3 separate regions of the Homo sapiens genome follow, and regions 1 and 3 are each linked to region 2. A link is a loop called in an ENCODE intact Hi-C map of the cell type or tissue named here. Cell type or tissue: ascending aorta. All regions are shown on one strand.

Evidence for each region. A loop is a pair of places that touch in the nucleus more often than their neighbours do. Peaks named below come from ENCODE experiments on the same cell type or tissue, not always from the same donor. Only the 100,000 strongest peaks of a DNase experiment are listed, where the experiment ranks them.
Region 1: it touches region 2 in a loop (6-fold over the local background); 6 of 110 quality-filtered maps call a loop at or near these places.
Region 3: it touches region 2 in a loop (3-fold over the local background); 3 of 110 quality-filtered maps call a loop at or near these places.

What each region holds. Positions count from the first base shown.
Region 1 is chrX:142,086,247-142,094,246 of GRCh38, reverse strand. No RefSeq gene overlaps it. Among named protein-coding and RNA genes, the nearest start is that of MAGEC2, 120 kb to the left of the region's middle. In ascending aorta, a CTCF peak has its summit at 4,867; no DNase peak of the experiment used is centred here.
Region 2 is chrX:140,761,884-140,769,883 of GRCh38, reverse strand. All of the region lies in intron 3 of LINC00632 (long intergenic non-protein coding RNA 632), which reads right to left. Among named protein-coding and RNA genes, the nearest start is that of LINC00632, 56 kb to the right of the region's middle. In ascending aorta, CTCF peaks have their summits at 3,679 (motif pointing left) and 7,617 (motif pointing left); DNase peaks (open chromatin) are centred at 3,703, 5,333 and 7,603; H3K4me3 peaks cover 4,067 bases; H3K27ac peaks cover 2,520 bases.
Region 3 is chrX:142,602,459-142,610,458 of GRCh38, reverse strand. All of the region lies in intron 1 of LOC105373345 (a long non-coding RNA gene), which reads right to left. Among named protein-coding and RNA genes, the nearest start is that of MAGEC2, 400 kb to the right of the region's middle. In ascending aorta, a CTCF peak has its summit at 3,543 (motif pointing right); no DNase peak of the experiment used is centred here.

The DNA of each region.
Region 1 (8,000 bases), 1.3 Mb before region 2:
CATAAATATTATTTTGTTGGAACACATTCATGCCAATTCTTTACTTACTACCCAACTGTTCTTGCACGATAACAGCAGAGTTCAATACTTGTGCCTAAGACCAAAGCCTAAAATATTCATCTTTTACAGAAAGTTTTCCTACATGCAGCCAGTGAGCACAGACTCATTTGAATGAAAAATAAAATGTATATATGTATATTTAATTGGATATTTCACTATCCTAGGCGTCCTCATTTTGTAGGGCTGCCCTAACAAAGTACCACAAACTGGATGGCTTAAAACAACAGACATGTGTTGCCTCACGGTTCTGAAGGGTAGATGCTGGAGGGCAAAGGGTTGGCAGGGTTGGTTCCCTTCTGAGGGCTGTGAGGGGGGATCTGTTCCATGCCTCTTTCCCAGCTGCTGATGGTTGCCGGTGATCTCTGACATCATTAGGCATCACATTGATTTCTGCCTTCATGTTCACATGATATTCTTCTTTTGTGGGTGTGTCTCTGTGTCCAAATTTTCCCTTTTATAGAAGGGCACCAGTCATATCAGAGTAGAGTCTTCCCTAATGACCTAATCACAACTAAATCATCTGGGAAGTTTCAATCGCAAATATAGTGACATTCAAAGGTAACTTTAGGTGAAATTCTACTGAGGGTTGGAACTTCAACTTTTTTTATTTTATTTATTTTATTTATTTGTTTATGTTTTTTTCCAGAGGGAGGCACAATTCAAGTGATAACACTTAGGATAAATTTTTAAAAGTAGGCAATCAAAAAAATAAATGAGCAAACAATGTACAATCATGTATCATTCCTCCATTTATTTTCCCACCCCTTGCAATCACGCAAGAAATATTTATGGCACCTTTCCAAATCAATGTTCTCCATTTTTCAACCTTTATCTTATCAAATTTCTCAGATCTGGGGAGCATCTTTGATGTGCATTCAACTCTGCCTCCAAACTCCTTTGTTCTAGTTTGTATCACTCAAATCAGGTGATGCAATATAGGTCTTTTTCCTCACGCATGTTCTGAACATTAGGATATACACCATGATGGGGTTTTACACTTTATTCATCTTGTCCACTTAAATCTCATTTTATCCTTAAGACGTATGTTTGTATTTTCTGTTGGATACCATATACTTGAAAACAGAATGATACTTTATCAGAAACCCAAGGCTATCAAGCTGTTCATTGTCTCAGTTGAATTTTCAGCAAATGCCTTTTGTAATTCTAAAGCATTATGGTGTGCCTTCAATTCCTGGCACACTATTGCAGACTGCATCGTCCCTGCAACTGCTGGATACTTATCTAGCACTTTAACACTCAGGAATCACTTTCGTCTTCAAAGCACTGCTTCCTGACTTAATTAATCTTTCTAATTTCCAATGAAGTAAGTGTGCTATCCATCCTTTTACTTTATATTAAGGGCAAGTGCAGTAAGAGGAATCATTTATATAGCATTGCTGATCCTTCTTAATGAGTGAGGATCTAGTTATCTTTGCCTGAGTTGAGAAAGCAAGTAAGGTTTTGGTCCCAGAGCCACAGAATTCCTAATTATCCTTACATGGACTCACTACTCATCAAATACAAATACCCAGCAGAGAGTGACTGCGTAATAAACACTCGGTGATTGAATGGAAGTAGGAATCAAAGCACATTTTAATATCTAGGATGCATCAAGCACCAAGTAAAGTCATGTATATACTCAGTTTGCTTTTCTCTCTTTTTATTTTAAGCGTTTTTGGGCACACATTTGATAAATAAAAATTGTATATAGTTTGTGTGTATATATATGCATATATTAAATATATGTAATTATATACATTATCAGGTTTTTTGTTTTCTTCAATTAAGATGACAGTACATGTATGCTAGGAATTTATAAAATGACTTCCCCATACTGCCCACCTCATCTCTGCTGTTTCACTACCACAGTCTCTGGCACAACCCCATTATATAGAGATTTCAATTATTGTGTGTCGTGTCTAAAGTGCTTTCAAAGCTTTAGTGTATAAGATAAACCCCTCAATCTAATTTTTGCTGAAGGTACAACGCTAGGTAGTCATGATCCCTTTATCCTTGCTCTGTCATTCCTTTTCACTGTTTGGCTACAGTTAAGCAGATCAGAGGTAGGAACATGAGCAAAGGGCAAACTGTGATATGGCCTGCCACACACTGAAAAAATGACCACCTAAACATGAATAGACAGAGCTGATCTGCTCCTTGTTCTGAGGAATGTGAACTGAAAACAATGCAGGGAGTGAGGTCATTAACAAAGAGCTAAATCTGAAAGGCAAAGAACCCATGAACAAGTATAGCGTTATGAGAGTTATGAGGGAAGTAGAGCAAGTGCAAATACATGGGACCAAGGGTTTTCCCTCTCACTCATTTCATGTTCTAGATTTCAGCACCTTGTTCTCTATGTTGCTCTCTAATCATATGATTATCATCAATTTGGCTATTTCAAAATCCATACAGATGACACTACTACACCCTGGACTCTTAGCTACTTGACCTTCTCACTTCCAATTTTCTTGGCCTCCATTCCACCTTGAGCACTCATTTCACAATTAAAATGATCAGACTTACAACTCCTTGACTCCAAAGACTGAACTAACATGAATAAAGTATTCAGTGTGGATTATTACAATAGTCAAGGGAAAATAGGATGGTTGCTCCTACTAGTGAGCAGGCAGTAGAAATGGTTATAGAAATGATACATTTACAATAAGTTTATAATCTTGAATAACATAATATACTATGGAATATAGTTTGATGTTAGAGCCAACAAAATTTGCTGATGCACTGGATAGTGGTGGTGGTGCTGAGGAAAGTCATAAAGGATGGCAACACATTTGTCCTGAGAAACTGGGTGAATGGTGATGCCATTTATTAAGGTGAAGAAACAGTACTGGGGGAAATAACTCAGAGTTCATTTTTCGACAAGAGGAAATGTCAAGTAGGAAATTGCACATAGGAATATGTGTTCAAAAGATATGTCAAATTTGAAAGGCAGTAGCATATAAAGAACAGTTAAATCTATGAATCTGAAATCGCCTAGGTAGTCAGTGTAGAAAGCAAAAAGAAGTGAATAAAGAACTAAGCTCTGGGACACTCAAACTTTGAGCATTTTGGAAGAGAGGAAGTAGAATATCCTTTCCTGGATAATGATGAGTATCTCATGAGTTACCAGGGTGGTAAGATGTGAATCAAAGGACATGAACAGAAAAACGAAGACAGTAAAAAGAAAATAGTGTAAAAAAAGCAAGTCACTCTGTTTTCTGGCTGGAAAGTTATATGAGTCAGCTCACCAGTGAGTATATTAATAAGTATATATTAGTATATTAATAAAATCACCGTGATTGGATACTTGAATGAGTTGGGGTCAACAGTGCTCACAAAAACAAATCAAATCTATACACATATCAAACAACAACAACAACAATATACACTTGCTATACCTGTTTAGCTTGATATAGATACTATTTAGAAGTCAACTAAGAGCAATAGTAATATAATTCATATGCTTAGTTTTATTTTACAACTCTTAAACTCAACTTTTACCAAGAGAAAGACTACTTATAACTAGATACTTTAAAAGAAAATAGCAAATTTCTAACATACCTTAACAATGTTACCTACTTTAATTTCATTAGAAACCACTCATTTTTCAGTTTAAATCAAGAATAAGTACTTCTCAACCAGGCGCGGTGGCTCACGCTCATAATCTCAGCACTCTGCGAGGCTTAGGCGGGTGGGTCATTTGAAGTCAGGAGTTTGAAACAAGTCTGGCCAATATGGTGAAACCCCATCTCTACTAAAAATACAAAAATTAGCCGGGCGTGGTGGGGCATGCCTGTACTCCCAGCTACTTGGGAGGCTGAGGCAGGAGAACCGGAACCCGAGAGGCAGAGGTTGCAGTGAGCCGAGATCAAACCACTGCACTCCAGCCTGGGAAATACAGCGAGACTCCGTCTCCAGAAAAAAAAATTCTCCTCTGTGCTGCAGACATCTACCTTGTGTCTTTATTGAAACATTAGAAATTACAGTTATCTGCTTATGTCTTATGTGCCTTCTCTCCCCACTATCATATACATTCTTTAAAAATGAAAACTATGCTAGTATATCCATTTGTGAACTTAGCTTTTATCCCAGAGCCTAGACCAGTGCATTCACTTATCAAAAAACATATGTTGAACACTCACTAACTCCATCTTTAGGAAACTCCATTGTTCACAGGTTTTCCTTTGTAAAAAGCTTAGGAAAAGAAAGCCGATTACTTCTCAGATTGAATGCCATACTAGACCTTCTAGTTAAGAAGAAAGCAAATTTAAAAGATAGCTGCATTATATAATGGAAAAGTGTGAGGAGCCCTTGGCTTCTATTTCTCTTTTATTATTATTATTATTATTATTATTATTATACTTTAAGTTTTAGAGTACATGTGCACAACGTGCAGGTTTGTTACATATGTATATATGTGCCATGTTGGTGTGCTGCACCCATTAACTCGTCATTTAGCATTAGGTATATCTCCTAATGCTATCCCTCCCCCCTCCCCTCACCCCACCACAGTCCTATTTCTCTATGTCTTTAAAAGTTTTTATGATTCAGGGCTAAATACTTTTTCAAATGGAAGAATTTAAACTAAAATACTATGATTATTTTAGCTATCAACTTATCCTGCATGCTAATTGTGACTTCCAATATTTCATGACTCTATTTGAATAAAAAAACAAAAGGGATTTTATTCTACACCAGTATTAAAATCTGGGGAAATCATTATTGAGAAATTGGCATATGAATATATGCAGGACACTTATCCAGGCACTGCATTTTCCTTTGGCAGACTGTAGGGGTCAGGGTAATCTGCAACAGTCCTTCTGATGTTACAACTCCTCGCTTATGGATTAGTTCTCTTTCATCTTCACTTCTCTAGCTGCAATTTATTCCATCATTATTCTAAGATAAAAAGCAAAAGCAGAAAGCCTTTATATTAGGGAAACATTCTTGATATTTCTTGCTTTTATGTTCAAAAGAAATTTTATGTGTCAAGCTTTCTCCCATACATTTTATTTTATAGTTAGACGAAAATATTACATAATAAAACACACATAGATCAATGATTTTTCCATATGGCTTTCAATTTTACACAAGCAATTCTTATATATGGGAGGTATTAGGTTATCTTGCAGAGAGTATTTAAATGAGGTAAAAAACCAGTTAGCTGAAATCCACATACTGTACTTGATTTTAGCCAATCATTTATTCAATCAATTATTTCAACCTCTTCTTCCTCCCATGCTAATACAAGAATCGACAATGACTGATACAAATTTTAGTCCCTTTCTTACAGAAAGGGGCAAGAGAAGATGCCGAAGGATGCATATACTATGTTTTTTAGTGTAGTGTTGCAATTTTTAGTGCAATATTGCCAATTCTAAAAACATTGCAAATAAAAAATAAAGGACTAGATTGGGACCATGCCTTCCTCATCAAATAAAACAAAACCAAAGAAATCATTCACCAGTTGGTTCATTTCCCCAGAGAACGCTTCACTGATGGTATCATGACAACCAATGAAAAAATCAGATCTGTTTTATAGATAATTATTTTGAAAGCATATGCTTCAGTATGCAGGTAGTCCATAACACATATGTTAACTATAGTTACTAGAGTTCCTCCACCAGCTTTTAGGGTTAAATAGGTTTATTTCTACTGTGGGCTTAAATAGGTATTCAGTTAAATCATTTAAACGTCTTCGGATTTGAGAGGCTGCACATCTTAAGCCCTATAGTAAAGGTGGAAAAGGAGGCCTGGGATAGATTATCTGCATAGTGTATGATTAATTTCTACTTACATTTGTTCAACTGTATAAATTGCTAACAACTATGTAGTACTGGACTCTGGAGTTATACATCACTAGTCGTCATTATGCTACTTGTGTTCAAGTAAATACATGAATTACATGTGCACTAATTTCTGAGTTTGTTCTTAAATGAGTTTTTATAAAAGTCACTTGAATTTATAATGATGACTGCCCTCCAGGAAATGCAACTGTTGAGACACAAAGAAGACTGTCCAGAGACTGAGAGAAAGACTAACCTTCATTAAGCAAATATTATGTTTCCAGATATGGCTGTTCAGTTTTTCCTTTATTGCTCTAAAATACACAGATATTTTAATTCCAGAAGACACTCAAGAGTTTGTAACCTGGCTGGTGAAAAGACTCTGAAGAATACTAAGTAGAGAGACACATGTAAAGAATAATACATATTTTTTAAAATACTGCATTAGATAAGGGTTTTCTAGACTTCTGTCCTCTGCTTTCATGCTCTGACATGGATCTTGGGGTACTGTCAAAGACCAAGAAAGCTGATAATGTTATCTGAGAACTTCAGCAAACTCAGAGCCAGAGCCTATGTTCCTGTTTTTCTTTTCCTAGTCTTTTAGATATTTGTGAAGGTGGCAATCTATTCTGAATCCCCTAAACAGGCACAGGTGTTTTGTACCTGTCTAGACCTGCTTGGAATTGAAAATATTCCTCAGGAAACATTCTGTGCTTACCAAAATCCTTGAAGTCCTGCTAGAGTGAAATTCACATTCAGTTGTAATGGTGAGATACAATAAAATCTAATGGAAACTTAAATAACTATTAATGGTTGCAAAGAGAATCAGGAACAGAGGGAGAATGAGAATCAGTGGGCAGAATTATGGTTCTCTCACTGTACCCTCACCTTGAACTGATTACTATAGCATCTCTAGAGGCCAGACTAGGATTGAATTGAAGCCTCAATATTTACCACTTGGGCAAATTGCTAAATTTCTTTGAGCCCCAGTTTTTCATCTGTAAGGTAATAAGAACCTGTGGTACTCAGAATAATGTCCACCCAAATATTTCCACACCCTAATCCCCAAAGCCTGTGAATGTTGTTACATATCAGAAGAGGAATTGCAGATGCGATTAATTTAAGAATCATAAGAGATGAGGAAATTATCCCAGATTATCTGGTAGACCCCATGTAGTTCCATAGGTCCCTAAAAGGAAAGAAAGAGAATCTGAGAGATGGCATCATGAGAGGGATTCAGCTCACCACTGTTGGCGTTGAAGATGGAGGAGGGAACTGTGAACCCCAAATATCTGAGAAGGTCTCAGTCAATTTAGGAAGTTTATTTTGCTAATGTTAAGGATGTGTGCTTGTGACACAGCCTCAGGAGGTACTAATGACCTGTGCCCAAGGTGGTCAGGACACAACTTCGTTTCATACATTTGAGGCAGACATGAGACATCAGCAATCAAATATATGTAAGATATACATTGATTCCTTCTGGAAAGGTGGGACAACTCAAAACGGTGAGGGGGCTTTCTGGCCATTGATAGGTAAGAGATAAATGGTTACATTCCTTTGAGTTTTTGATTAGCCTTTCCAAAGGAGACAACCAGATATGAATTTATCTCAGTGAGCAGAGGGATAACTTTGAGGTCTGTCTGTCCTTTGTACACATGGAAATTCCCTGTGAGGGTGGTATGTAGCCTTTTTTAAAAAAATCTTAGTAGCTATCTTTTTTAGGAATAGAATCAGAGGCAGGCTTGCCTTAAGCAGCTCCAAGCTTGATTTTTCCCTTTGCCTTAGTGATTTTGGGGTCCCAAGATTTATTTTCCTTTCACATTTCCCCTCTTTTCTTTTTAAAATCTATCAGAGAAAGCATTTTAGAATAAAATGTGTCTCTGCTCTCAGGTTTCACCTGATCTCTCATGGCTAAGATGTTTTTTTCCTTGACAGGTAGGCCCCACATTGTTAGGAAAGCTCATTTTTAGCAGGGTGTGAAGTCTCACGTCCTATAAAGAGAAAATAAGGGGAGGAAGGGAGAAAAACAAAAACAAAGAAAGAACAATCCTGGAAAATTGACGTAGGCCATATTACTCTGAAGTCCATATGGTTGTCTTGCATCATTGTGCCTTCAACCTTAATGGTTAATTTATAGAGAAACTGAACTTATTTTAT
Region 2 (8,000 bases):
GCATGCAATGCTCTCAAAAGGAGTAGCATTTGAATGGGACCTTGAAGAATGGGTAGAATTTTTAGGGTGTGGAGGAGAAGGCAAGCAGGTGGAAGGGACAAAGGCGGAGGCACGAAATTGCTGGGTACGCGTGGAATTAGATGAGGGATGAAGCTGAAACAAAGGACGGCTGAAGTGGGCAGTAAAAATAAAACTGTAAAAGATTTGTTGAGGCAAATCATAAAGGGCTTCAGATGCCAGATTTCTTAGATGAGGTGGAGTTGTTTAGCTGTCTTGATATTAACGAAAGGGTTTATGTTTGCAGTGAATAAAACAGCAGATATTTAGGATTAATCTGACCTATTCTTCCTTGTTACTAGGTTTTGGCATACAAAATGTATGGAAAATTTGCTTTCATGGGGGGGGTGGGGTGGAGAAAAAACCGAATTTTATTAGATGCTATGGAAATCAAATGGGATTTTAGAATTGCCACTTGCAAATAGAAGACAGAATCTAAGACTGAAATGGAAGACAGCTGTAAAACAACAGGACTGGTCTAGAAAGATGTAAAAGCTGAAGCAAATGTAGATGAAGGAGCAATTGGGGCCTATGAGGCCCTCCATGATCTGGCCCCAGACTGTTAAAATAGTTTCCTGACTAACTTTGCCATAACCAAGTCCACCCTCATAGCCACCAGCTTTTTATTCCCCAAACAGTACCTCTGCTGTGTTGTGCTTACTCAATAAGCCTTCTGAACTGACCATCGGTGACCTTGTCCTAATTCTTGCTTCCTGCATTTGTGGGCACTACAAGGCACCTTCCCCAAGAAAGGTTCTCTGGAAAGACTAGTTTACTTATTGGCTCCTGACCAAAATCACATTTGTACCTCTCCTCACACCATTCCTTCTAGTTGGAATGCTCCCTCTTTCCTTTCTATCTATGGAATCTCATCATCCAACTCAAGTCCCATTCATTCCATTATATGACCATCAGAAAGACATGAAGCCTTAGAGGCAGTAACTAGGTCCTATACTAATATGTATTTGTGTATGTATATTAGTACAAATATATATATAATATATACAAATATATATACTTATACACTAATCTATACATATACAAATATATATAATATATTTTATTATATATGATAAATATGTTATATATTTAATTATATATTTAATTAAATATATATTTATTATATAATAAATATATTATATAGTATGTATATTTATTATAGATTTATTATATATAATAAATATATTATATAGTATATATATTTATTATGTGATAAATATATATTTATATATAATAAATATATAATATAGTATATATAATAAATATATAATATAGTATATATATTATATGTGTTATATATATTACATCATTGATTAATTCAGAGGCCCAGAGAGAGGAAGCAGCAGTGCTCTTTCACAGCTTCTAAGATTACTATTGCACTTCTATTGTATAGGTACAGAATGGATGTGTTAACACTAACCCTTTTGTTACAGTCAAATCTTCTTAACATTTCATTTCCTCCTTGGTCCTGAGGTCTTCGATCTACCCTTGAATGAAGCATTATCAAAGGAGAAAGGGAGTAAGGTCAAGGAAATGGAACTAATATGTTTTGATGTGAGCACTCAGTATGTGGCAAACCCTTTACAACCTGATCATATTTTGGCCTTACAACATCCTTGTATTTGAAAAAGCAGAAGCTCAAAGATGACATGTGGCATGTCCAAAGTCACACAGCTAGCGTCCAAGCTCCAGACTCCAATATCCATGTTTTTTACACTAAACTAAGCTGTTTTCCCTTAAAATGAGTAGCTGTCATTCACATTCTGGAGCATGTGAAAATTCTGTCATGGAGCTGCGTTATGGTTTGAATGTCTGTCTCCTCCAAAACTCATGTTGAAACGTAATTGCCACTGTAACAGTATTAAGAGGTGAGATCTTTAAGAGGTGGTTAGGCTCCACCGTCATGAATAGATTAATGCCATTCATGGGAATGGCATTTCATGGGAATGGATTCCTTACAAAAGGGCAAGTTTGGCCTCTCTCTCCTTTGCCATGGGATGACACAGCAAGAAAGCCCTTGCCAATTGTCAGTCCCTCAGTCTTGGCCTTCTCATCCTCCATAACCACATGAACAAATTTCTCTAATAAATCCCCTCTCCTCTATCTATCTATCTAGCTAGCTATCCCATTGGTTCTGTCTCACTGGAGAACTCTGACTAATACAAACTAGTTTATAGCTTGTCTAAAAACTTCAGAGAAAAGATGTCTTCAAAATATTCTACTCTGAGTAAGAGACAAAGAGTGCTTCATGAAATTATTCAAGAATTCTCTTGCATAGCCAATGTTTAAGAGGCGTAAGTTACTAAATGTGCATAGAACCACTTCTTTAAAATTAAATAAGCAATATTATATGCAAATGAATCTAAGCAGCTCTAGAGCTAAACAATAAACTAAGGGGAAATTAATGCATCATGTTCAAATATTATTAACAAAAATGGAAAAAAATAATAGGTAAATAACACTAATAAAGTGAATTTTTCTGGGCCAGGCACTGTTCTAGCTGCTTTACATATATTAACTCACTTAATATTTAATACAACCCTATGTGTTAGGCATTATTATTATTATTTTATAGATGAGGAAATTGAAGCTCAGACAAGTTACATAATCTGTCTGAGGTCACACATTTATTAAGCAGGAAAGCCCAAAATGTACAGCTATGCAATCTTGCTCTAGATGACACACTCATCCATTACAATGCACTTGAAACTAATGATGTTAAGATTTTTTCTTGCAATTCTTAACTGCTCAAAATCATCCTAACACAAGAAACTTCTGGTTAAATAAAAAAGAAGGCCTCCACCTTTAGAAAAGATGTATGATAATACCTGTAGCATAACAATGAGCAAAAACCATCTTAAAATAAAACACCCAGAGTAGCTCATAGGTTCTAACACAAAATGTGAGTCTAAGTTTCTACAATATGAATTTTCTTTTTGTTCCACATATTCCTATCAAAACGGTAAGAAATAAATTAGTATCGATACAACTCTTCCATTAAATTTCTACAAATATTACCTAAACATAACGAACAGATTTCAATTCTAATCCTACTCAGAATCATACACATTCTTTCTTTGTTATTTCATTTATGATAATTAATTATACATCTTTTACATTGTTAATTTTTAAATTCCCACTGCACGTAGAAGCATATTTTACTGGAGACTTCTATGTAGAAAACTGAATTGTACATTATAAGATCACATGACCATGCATATCCCAGTTTTCATTCTTCCAAATGAGTAATATAAATTCACAAATCAACTTTCTTCATTTGAAAATTTAAGTATCATCCCTATGAGCAAAAGCCCTAACTACTTATGTTCGAAACAATTGAGGGATATGATGCTGATATTTATTATCACATTTATTTTTTGTTCTTGCTATTTTAATCTTTGATTGTTATGGAACATCTTCACTCTCTTTCTATGGTTCAATGGGTTAACAACCAAATAGACATCCATCAGTTTTTAATAATAATCTATTTTTCACATTAAAATTTCATGGAAAATCGTTCATACTTCTTACTGGATGGAAGTTTTTTAAATAGCTCTGAAAATTCACCACCAAAAACAGTCAAAAAAGATTCTATGTAGCAACAGTGCCCTCTGCTGGCTACAGCGTGGAACAGCTAAACCAGGCCTATAAGAAATCCAACAGCTAAGGGGATCTGCCGTGACCCCCGTTTGGCGATGCCGACAATGACCGTTCTGCCCACCTTTTCCCCATTCCAGGTTAAGTAGAATTTGGCTTGATACCTCCTCAAGGGAAGCAAACTCTGTTTAGCAGGCCAGGGATCACATGTGCCCTTTTCTTCCTTTTGAAGAGCTGGTCAAGCCCAAAACCTCAAAAGATTTTAAGAAAAGGCACACGGATTTGAACAATCGTTTCCTGATCTTCTCCAGATCTTTTACAGATCTTCCTCTTACCTCATTTTTCACTGGCCCGCATAAGACAAAAAGAAGCATTTATAAATAAAACCAGTCCATCCCCTACTCCGGAGCTACTTGCCCCCCTTGTCGCCTCCCTTAACGGTAATAGCAGCAAACAATTCAAGATCAGCATTAAATGGCTCTAGGGGTAAGAATTGAAAACCCCTTTTAGCCAGCACCTAACAGTGTCTAGTCACTTACTAGGAGAGGTAAATGGTGCTTCCTAAGTTATTGAGTGTGATCCTCATTAAAGGTGCTTGTATCATTGCAACTTCAGACTGAACTGCCATACCACCAAATACACATGGGAAGCTAGAGAGGAACAAGGAATCTCTAAGCATAGAGGCGTCCCTCTTCTAGAAAAACAATTCCAAAAGCCGTTCCCTGCTATTTGTAGTTACTTTAAAGATTTTATACTCAATTCAATTATTGAAGGGGTTCCTAAATACTAATTAAGGGAGTGCAGTTTCCCCTCGAACTTTGCTTCTGTGGGGATCGGGCGGTTCCAATGCAAAGCTTTGCAACTTGGGGCGGCTGCATAAGCTCTCAGCTTTGGGCTACTCCAAAATCCACGTTGACCCCAGGGCCTCGGTGAACAAAGCACTGGGCTGCGCTACTTGAGGCTCAGTCCCTGCCCCTTCCCACACAACCAGGAAGGCGTATACACAACGAAAACCGGAGGTCTACTACGTGGCACCACGGAGAGGAGGGAATCACTTCAGAGTTGATTAGCTGCGTCGGGGATTCGGGTGAGGCAAGTGAGGCTAAGTCGTTCAAGTGCAAGGTCTGAGCTTGCCCTTATTTAATATTTCTTATCTAGCTTCTTGCGGAATTTTGGCTATAACTTTGAATTTTAAAGAGACTGCATGAACAGTTTTATCTTGATTACTGAGTATCTTGGTGCCGCCTTAAATTTTGCACCCGAGGCGAGTGCCTTGCTCGTTTTGCCCTATTTACCACCGTGGTGATTGAGTGAGGGCGATTTTCCAGCTACCGAAGGGGTAAAAGATAGCCCGGAGGAGGAAGCCGGGAGCCGAGGCAGGAGCCCTCAGGATGGGAAGGAGGAGGAGGTCGCAGAGGTGGGCTCTGACTGGCTGGCTGCGAGCCAGCGAAGACGCTCCGCTCAGGGAATTTGTGGGGCCGCCAGGGAAACAAGCTTGGTTAAAGCGGAATACGGGAAGGAGTCGGCTTACCGGGTCTGGCTGCTCCGAGCCACGCAATCTCCTCTCCTTAACCGCCTCCCCTCTCTGGGGAGGACTCGTCTCGTCTTTGCAGTGTGCCTACTCCGATGCAGTGCCGTTCTGTGCCACGTTGTCACCCGGCTGCTCTCTGGAGAGACCCGCCCCTGCGGATGGCCTCTCCAGCATTCGTCGGCTCCTGACTCGCCACCCTCTGCACTGGGCGGGGTCGCCCCCTTACCCCACTCCCTAAGGAGGGGAGGGCTGAATGCTGTCACTTCTGACCTAGTTGCAGTATGCCAGGGACTCTTCCTCAGTTACACCACTCACCCCCACCCCCACCCCCACCCCCGCCCCCGCCCCACTCCGTCTCTGCAGCGGAATTAACCAACTCAAGTCCAGAGCGGTAAGAGACCCTCCAAGGGTCTGTTGGTTATTCAATAACTGTAAAAGTCGTGGATGGATTCGATCATAAGGGCGTCAAATCTTAAAACTGGAAAAAACATCCGATTTGGAGAGTATTTAACATTCAATATCTGTCGTGAAAAGTCACGAGGCAAATTAAATGTGGGTTAATATTTAATACCAGTAGTGAATCCTAACAGATACACACAAAAAGAAACCTCTCTAAAGCAGGCCCTACGAATTGCTGCCTGTGCACGCTTGACACCTCCATCAAGGGGTATAAAAAAGCTTTCAGAGGAGGACCGAGTTTCTGTTGTGAAACGGCCTGAAGGAAGCTCAGTTTCACAGAACGCCAGCCTGGGAGGATTTTATTTGCTGTTCCTACTCAATTCCTTTATAAGACCTCAAATTTCTCTGAAGCCCTTCGCAACATAAAATGGCAAGTGCTTGTCCACAGGTTACTCTGAGATTCTTACAAAGCATTTTAAATGGCTTGTTCAACTGAGACTGGCAGCTCAGAATTTGTTCTTCTAGAAAATGGATGTGAAAAACAGCTGTTAATGCCATACAGTTGTTTTAATGCGTTAAAGTGCACGGAAAACAACCAGGCCAGTGAAGATCCATATTTCTCCCAATTCCCCAAAGACATATTTTACTGGAGAAGTCTTGTCTTCAGATATTCAACTTCATTTATTAAGGCCTTAATAAATGAGGATCGGTCAGTACAAGAACAAATATCAGACTTAGCAATTTAGTTCACCCAGTTAAAATTGAGTCTCAGAGAAAGCAGTGAATCCCTTTTGTTTTTAGTTTTTTAACTGAAATTCACATTTAACTGTGTGCTTTCTTTCTGACAAACCCAAGAACAATGCACCAACTACTAGAATTTTTTTTTTTTTTTTTTTTGAGACAGAGTCTCCCTCTGTCACCCAGGCTGGAGTGCAGTGGCACAATCTCGGCTCACTGCAACCTCTGCCTCCTGGGTTCAAGCGATTCTCCTGCCTCAGCCTCCTAAGTAGCTGAGATTACAGGCACCCGCCACTATGCCTGGCTAATATTTGTATTTTTTTGTTTTAATAGAGACGGGGTTTCACCATGTTGGCCAGGCTGGTTTTGAACTCCTGACCTCAGGTGATCTGCCCGCCTTGGCCTCCCAAAATGCTGGGATTACAGGCGTGAGCCACCGCGCCTGGCCTACTACTTGAATTTTTTTGTCTATAGTCTTTAACAAACAAGACAATAACAGATGTAGGCAAAAATATCACATGGATTTTTAGTAATTTATACATGCAAAAAATATACTAACCACATTGAAATATGTGTTATGAGAGTTATAAATATATAGATTAAGGAGACTGCTAATCTGATAGCTAAGAAGTCTTTAACATTAGCCCAGGGATCTGCAAACTACTGCTTGCCAGTCAAATCACGCCTATGGTCATTTTTTGTACAATCTTTCACCTAAAAATAATGTTTACATTTTTTAGTGCTCAAAAAATATCAAAAGAAGAATATTTTGTGACAAGTGTAAGTTATGTGAATTTCAAAATTCGGTGTCCATAAATAAACGTTTATAGTAACCTATTCATGCCCACTTATTTTCATATTGTCTCAAGCTGCTTTTCTGCTAGTGGCAAAGCTGAATAGTTTCAACATAAACCATTTAACCCTCACAGCCAGAAATATTTACTGTTACAGAAGCAGTTTGTCAATCCCTGATATAGATGAAGACATTACCTATAAAGTGGTGTTACAAATAATCGTTAAGTCTGTTAGCTGTAATTGAGTGGGCTCAACATTTTCCTTCTTAGATAAATTATTTGTTTAGCTATCATTTTTCTCACAGTCAAAAGAAAAAGACCATGTTTTCATACACACGAAATGCTGGTAAACTGCAAACCGATGGGATACAGGCTGTCTCTGCTTTTCATGACTTCTAATTCACCCTTTGTCCATTGCTACGCTGCTTCACAAACCAAAATCCTGCTGTGGTTTCTAGAGTCCTAAGCCAATCAGTACTTTACCAAGTGGCTCGCCTGCCATCTAGTGGGGAAAGATAAGAGTGCTCTCTCTCTCTCTCTCTCTCTCTCTCTCTCTCTTTTCGAAAAACTGACGAGGTCGCTATAAGCTGTAGGACCTCAGACAGTGATGATTATAATAGTAATTCATTACATTTTAATGGCACTTTGAAATTTACAAACTATTTCCCAAAGTATAGTATTTTAGTTAATCCTCCCTCACCACAATTCTGTGATGTAAGCACATCTTCTTTGCCATATTTTTTCAGATGCAGAAACTGAGTGTAAACATTGGCTTACTCAAGGTCCTACAGGTGGGCTCGAACCAAACGTCATGCTCTGTTTGCTGAACCTAACACCTCTGAATTTGGGCTCTCTCATTTCTACATTTCCAGTTCTATTCTATG
Region 3 (8,000 bases), 1.8 Mb before region 2:
ACGATTGTAAGTTTCCTGAGGCCACCCCAGCCATGTGGAACTGTGAGTCAATTAAATCACTATTCTTTATAAATTACAGTCTTGGACAGTTCTTTATAGCAGTGTGAGAACGGACTAATAAATGCACAAAAATCAGTTAGTGGTATACAGCCCAACCTAGAATCATTTTTATATGAAAATGGTTACAGTTATTCTCTAATACAAAAAAAAGAGAGAAACAAACCAGAGTTTCTCTTTCTCAGACTTCCAGTTCATTATGCATAAAGACATCCTTGGACAATCTTAGGCCATTTTGATACACACAATTTATCAAAAGAGGACTTTTTTCATTTAAAAGTCATGGAATTTTATATTTTATTTTTTAGGATGTCATCTTTAGAAATCTTGACATAAAAGTCATCAGCAGTTTGAGGGAGACGGTTTTGCAACAGCAGTTTCCACTGACATATTTTTGGATCAATACAAATTAACTCAAAAAACAGATAACACATTCTGTCACTGTGTGCTTGTCAATTAATAGTACTCTTGAGAGTTAGATTAGTTCAGTATTCATGGGGAGAATTAATGACAGAATGGCCTTGTTACCCATTTGAAAGTAAAAGTTAGTTTTCCAGTCTCACTCTAATAAATCTGTGTTGGTATTTTCCATGGACATTCTCGTGAGCTCCAAATAGGATATTAAAGTGATGGAAAACGTTTTGAAACCATCGGTAGTAATTACACATATAAAGTTATAATATCATCATTGGTTATTCTAGAGAGAGTACATTTTACATGTGAAAATATAGACACCCATCACAAAAGGAATAGTACCTTCTGAGATCAATGTTCTCTAGTATCCAAAGCAAATTTTGAAGGTAACTTTTGTTTGGAAAAGATGATGATATTTCCTGTGTAATAATAAATAAGGCTCAAAACTCAAGTCTGTCATTCATTACTTATAAGTGAAGATATTAGATCTAGTTTTCAATCTTTGACCATTCAGAGTCATACAACTGACCCTAATTTACACTTCCAATTTCATTTTTAACTGTTCATTTGTTTGCAACTTTACCCCCAGCAAACTGATCAAATTACTGTCTTCTGACATGATTTGTACCTTTATACCTCCATGCCTTTTTGTCAGAACACTCCTGTCTGACATAACCTTATCACTTCCTCCCCAATTCATGCCCCTACTGTCACTCTGACTCTACCATTTCCACCTGATAAAAGCCTAAAGCTTCTCAAAGGTGTTAGTGCCATATCATTCCTGGACACAAGGTGTGGATTTTTCATTTGGCACAAGTCCAAACCATCTACTGTTAGTGTCTTTCCAATCTAAACTGGAAGAGAATTCTATACACCTCACTAAGCATCATAGGTCTGCGGTCATTTCTTCTTGGATAAGGCAATACTGTAACCTTCTAACTTGTACTTCCTTAACCAGTAATATTAAAACATTATCCCATAATCCACCCTACTTTTGTCTGTAATTCTTTTCACAATTTTTCGAGTTAATATGTAGGCTATCTCTAATTATGTAACCATTCAGTACATGGAGAAGAGATGCAAGTGCCAAGATGTCTAGAACAGCCCAGAAAACTAGAGTGCTGATTACTAGAAGATAGTCAGAGGTGAGGTGCTTATGGGCAGACAGCAAATATTTCTTAACTAAGGGCTTTAAAGTTGCAGTGGTACACAGATTTATCTCATCCTTCCCAATAATGGAAGGGATTATGGTAGTGTGTTATGTGGGGTCTGAAAGTGAGAAAAGATTGTGAAATGTAGAACAAATAATTTCTTGGAACTTCATAAACCTTGGTCAATAAGCTACATTATTGAATAATCCTAAGTTGTTGCCTGCTTTATCTTTCTTGTGGCAGCTTCATGAATGACAACTTTGCTCCAAAAACAGTATCATGAGAATAATAAAGTCTCCCAGGTTAAAGCAAACCTCAAGGGTATTTGACTGCTTTGAAGTTTTTTAAGGGCTCCAAAACACTGCTGCTGCTCAAAAAGATATCCTGACACTGGCAACCTATTGCTTTGTAGTTACTTGGTTACACATCTTGTTTCTCTTCTTACATTGTCAACTTTGGGTGAGCTTTGATGTAGAATGAAATTTCTGATTTCACCAACCTGATTCCTGAGACTTATTTCCATAATCATGGACTTAGTGTGTACAGAGACTAGATAGCATAAATTATGGGTTTTGTTGATCCAATTTTAGTAATAGATTTCTCTTACAGAAAAGGAGTATGTAAAAATCCTCTATCAAGTCTAGTGATGGTTATTTTCATTGTCAGCAAGGACTCTTGGAAGCATAGCAGTAGCCTGTCCTTGGCTCTGCTCTTCAAGGTAATATCTAGTTTCTGTGACCCTATTCTTGCCTCAGTTAAAGACCACTTTATAATTTGAAGACATATTAATTTGAAGTTTGAACATTTTAAATTAAATAATATTAGTAAAAAACCACACTGAGAAAACTGCCATTGCAGTTTTATACTTAATATTCTATCCTCCAGACATTTTGAATTTGACAAAGAGGGAATCCCTGTTTTCGGTGGGATCTGGATCAGGGCATTCCTCTCAAAGCTTCTCCTGACTTCATAGCAGAAGTCCAGCAGATGATTGCTAATCTAGTTACAATTGCCCTGTCTCAGAACTCCGCATAGTTAGAAGAACTGAAAGGATGCCCTAGAAATCTTTGCATATCTCGTGATAACCCCTCCCTTCACTGTCAACATTCATTTGATCATTTAGCTGATGATCATCAAAACAAATGACTTTATGCCCATTAGTTTGGTTTACAATAACTATCACAAGAGGACCAGGACTGCTCAGGATTCTAACCTACCTATGCCTCTGGGGCTGAGAGGAAGCCTCCAACCTGCATTTCTCTTCATTCCTTACTTTATTTTTCCCTACATGTCACAGAATGATACACTACTTTTTTTTTTTTTTTTAAGACGTTGTCTTGCTGTGTCGCTAGGCTGGAGTGCAGTGGCGCCATCTCGGTTCACTGTAACCTCCGCCTCCTGGGCTCAAGTGATTCTCCTGCCTCAGCCTCCCGAGTACCTGGGACTACAGGCGCACACCACCACGCCCAGCTAATTTTTGTATTTTTAGTAGAGACGGGGTTTCACCATGTTGGCCAGGAGAGTCTCAGTCTCTTGACCTCATGATCTGCCCGCCTTGGCCTCCCAAAGTGCTGGGATTACAGGTGTGAGCCACCACACCCGGCCACACACTACATATTTTGCCAAGCTATTTGCTTATCTTTTCCTGTGGGCGGCAAGCCACCCAGATGCCGAGGCAAGAGACCAAGGACACGAGCTGTTCCAGTATAATAAAATATAAAACAAGAATCGTTATGCCAGATATAGATCTTAGATATGATTATATATGAATATAATTAATCATTAGTTAGTAGTACTTATTCTTTATTCCAATATTATAATAATCCTTGCTCTATAATCATAACCCAGAAAAACCAGGACATACAGAGATAGGAGCTGAGGGGACATAGTGAGGAGTGACCAGAAGACAAGAGTGAGAGTCTTCTGTTATGCCCAGACAGGGCCACCAGAGGGCTCCTTGGTCTAGTGGTAATGCCAGCATCTGGGAAGACGCCTGTTGCCAGGCAGACCGTGGTCTAGCGGTAGCCTCAGCGTCAAGAAAAAACACTGGCTACTTAGCAGACCGGGAAAGGGAGTCTCCCGGTCCCTTTCCACGGGGGGAGTTTAGAGAAGACTCTACTCCTCCACCTCTTGTGGAGGGCCTGATGTCAGGTCCACCCGAAGTTGTCCGGAGGCCTAACCGTCTCCCTGTGATGCTGTGCTTCAGTGGTCACGCTCCTAGTCTGCCTTCATGTTCCATCCGGTACACCTGGCTCTGCCCTCTAGATAGCAGTAGCAAATTAGTGAAAGTACTAAAAGTCTCTAATAATGGTGTAAGTTGTTTCTCTCTTTGTCTCCTCTCTCTCTCGGCCTCGGCTGCCAGGCAGGGAAGGGCCCCCTGTCCAGTGGACACGTGACCCACGTGACCTTACCTATCATTGGAGATAACTCACACTCTTTACCCTGCCCCTTTTGCTTTGTATCCAATAAATAACAGCGCAGCCAGACATTCGGGGCCACTACCGGTCTCCGCGACTTGGTGGTAGTGGTCCCCCGGGCCCAGCTGCCTTTTCTTTTATCTCTTTGTCTTGTGTCTTTATTTCTACACTCTCTCATCTCTGCACACGGGGAGAGACCCACCGACCCTGTGGGGCTGGGCCCTACATTTTCCCACTAGAAGGAAGGCAAGGTTTTTGTCTACTTTGTTTACTACTGAATTCTCAGAGCCTAAAATAGTAAGTGTTCAATAAATTATTGTGAAATTAATGGATGACTGTCTCTTCATAATAAGGTAAGCATAAAGGCATGAGTTCTCTGGAGGAAGGGACTCTCCCAGTCTTCTCACAGCCTCAAGTCTATAGCATCTAGCATTGATTGGACTTGCACAAGTGGTAGCTTGGCAATTTGAGTTTAATTATTGTTGTCAACATTTTTGTCCTGTATTTCTCACATTACTTACCAATGCTTTGCTTATTTATAGTATATATTTAATGCTTTTTTGTTGAGTAATAGATAAACACTTGTTTCCTAAATTCATTTACCATGGCCTAGTTGGGGTTTATTCTAGTACATAGGTAATTCCAAGACTTTTAGGCAACACATCTGCTCTACAGTACTTTGCATGAAGTTGTTCAATGGATATATTTATAGTGCTTATCTCTACTCTTGGCACACATACTGTGAATGACATAAAATAGATGTGTTGTCAATATTTGATGCTGAACTGAAGGTCAGGATAAATAATGGCTCCTTTGTTCTTCAGACCCTTTCTGTGAAATCCAGATCAAGTCCTCTCTCTTTTCTCCATCCGGTAAACCCACTGTCAGGTTTAGAACATTGCTCACTATTCTTTGTGAGCATTGCCAGCTTTTATTTACATGCTGGGTAGCCTCCTGCACTCGAAGTTCTCCATGAAGTACTCCAGTTTAGGAGGCAGTCAACTGTGCATTCACAAATAGTACCAACAAAAGAGAGAAGCGTACAATAAGAACTTTAAAATATCACCTTTGAAACTTGTTCATTTGTTTTGGTGTTAGAATGCAGGCATCACAGAGACAGGAACTTATCTTTTGGGGACTTACAGCACAATTCACCAGTGGCTCTATTCACCAATATTTGAGGAAAAAAAATGCTGGTTTTCCTTTCTCTTCACAAAGAGTTAGTTTCTTCTTTAGAACCCCAACCTTATTATACCAAAGCATTTAAAGGAGTGAAGTGGATTTCCCTGTTACGTGTATGTGGTATTTAATAGAGAGAACATCATTTTGGAATATCCTGCCATAATAACATCAGAAAAATTGCATTGTGTGAAGAAAAATAAGCTTTGAGCTGAGTTCCAGTTGCCAGATGATCAGTTCTTGTTACTTCCTTAGTAATATGCAGCAATTATTTTCACTATTTTCCCAAACCATTATTCTTTAAATTCTTTTTTCTAAACATGAAAACATTTATGTTTTAGATAAATAGGGCTATTACAGTCTATTTTCTCTGGCTGTCATACTACATTTTTAATTTTTCTCAAAGGACTATATTTTGCCTTAACACACTCTAATATGACCTTTACCTCTTTTTCATCAGAGTTTTGCTTACACAGAACAAATTCAAACATTTTTCATTCTTTCTCTGTATGGGCATCATTTTATGCCAAATCATTGGATTCTATCAATATTTTCTCAGGGCATTTATTAATTCATCCAATAAAAATCTACTGAGTACCAACGATATTGTAGGTACAATGCTAGGAGAATTTTTTAAAGATACTGGGTGGGGGGACATTCCCATTAAGAAGCTTTTAGTTTAATAGAGAATATCAATGTTTCAGAAATAAATGTGTTAAATTAGTGTAGACAGAGAGTAGAGTTACAAAGGTCAAAAGATTACCTTTATTTGGAATGGGCATAAATTAATGATAAAGCTAACTAATAAATGCTAGGTAAGTTGTCCCAGAAATAGAGAGGTAGGTGGAGTCTGTGGTGCAAGAAACGGAATGGTGAGAGTTATGGCTGGAGATGTTATCATAAAGGACTTTGTGTAACACAACAAAAACTTTGAACTTTATTGCCCAGGAAAATGGATTGATGAGTCTGAAAATTTTACCAGTCTGAAAAATACATTTGAAAATAAGAAGGCATAAAATACCTAGGAATACAGCTAACCATATAGGTGAAAGGTCTCTACAATGAGAACTACAACACACTGTTCAAAGAAATCAGAGATGACACAAATAAATGGAAAAACATCCATGCTCATTGATAGGAAGAATCAATACTAAAATGAACATACTGCCCAAAGTAATTTATAGATTCAATTCTATTCCTATCAAACCACTGATGACATTCTTCACAGAACTAGAAAAAATATTTTAAAATTCTTATGGAACCAAAAAAGAGCCTGAATAGCCAAGGCAACCCTAAGCAAAAACAGAAACAAAGCTGGAGGCATCATGCTACCCACCTTCAAACTATACTACAGGGCTACAGTAACCAAAACAAGATGGTACTTGTACAAAGCCAGAAACATAGTTTAACTAAGGAAACAAAATAGAGAGCTTGAAAATAAGGCCACACACCTACAACCATCTGATCTTCGGAAAAGCTGACAAAAACGAGCAATAGGGAAAGAAACCGCTATCCAATAAATGGTGCTGGGACAATTGGCTAGCCATGGGAAGAAGATTGAAACTGAACCCCTTCCTTACACCATATACAAAAATCAACTCAAGAGAGATCAAAGATTTCAATGTAAAACCCCAAACTGTAAAAAACCCTGGAAGACAATCTAGGCAATACCATTCTGGGCACATGAATGGGCAAAGAGGTCATGACAAAGACACCAAAAGCAATCGCAACAAAAGAAAAAGTCGACAAATGGGATCTAATTAAAACTAAAGGGCTTCTGCACAGCAAAATAAAGTACCAATAGAATAAACAGACAACCTACAGAATGGGAGAAAATGTTTGCAAACTATACATCTGACAAAGGTCTACATGTGGCAAATAAGCATATGAAAAAAATCTATATCATTGATCATTAGAGAAATGCAAATAAAAACTACAGTGAGATACCATCTCACACCAATCAAAATGACTATCATTAAAAAGTAAAAAAATAAACAAATAAATAAATAAATAACAGATGCTGCGAGGTTGTGGAGAAAAGAGAGAGCTTATATGTTGTTGGTGAGAATATAAATTAGTTCAACCAGTATGGAAAGCAGTGTGGTAGTTCCTCAAGGAGCTAAACACAGAATTACCATCCTACCCAGCGATCCCATTACTAGGTGTATACCCAAAGGAATATAAATCATTCTATCCTAAATACGCATGCCACCCCTATGTTCATTGCAGCACTATTCACAATACAAAAGACTTGGAATCAACCTAAATGCCCATCAATGATAGACTGGATAAAGAAAAAGTTCATATACACTGTGGAATTCTATGCAGCCATAAAATAAAGGAATGAGATGATGTCCTTTGCAGAACATGGATGGAACTAGAGGCCCTTATCTATAGCAAAGTAATGCAGGAACAGAAAAATAAATACTACATATTCTCACTTATAGGTGGAAGCTAAATGATGAGAACACATGGGCACATAGAGGCGAACAACATACACTGCGGCCTGTCGGAGGGTGGAGGGTGGGAGGAGGGAGAAGATCAGGATAAATAACTATTGGGTACCAGGCTTCATACCTGCCTGAGGAAATAAACTGTCCAACAAACTCTTATGACATGCATTCACCCATATAACAAACCTGCATGTGTACCCTTGAACCTAAAATAAAAGTTGAAAAAAAGAAAATAAGCTCATTCTGATGGCAAGGAGATAAAGCAAGACTAGAGGAAGTGAGAGTGTTCCTCTTGTAATAGTTCATACAACAAATGATATCGATGTAAA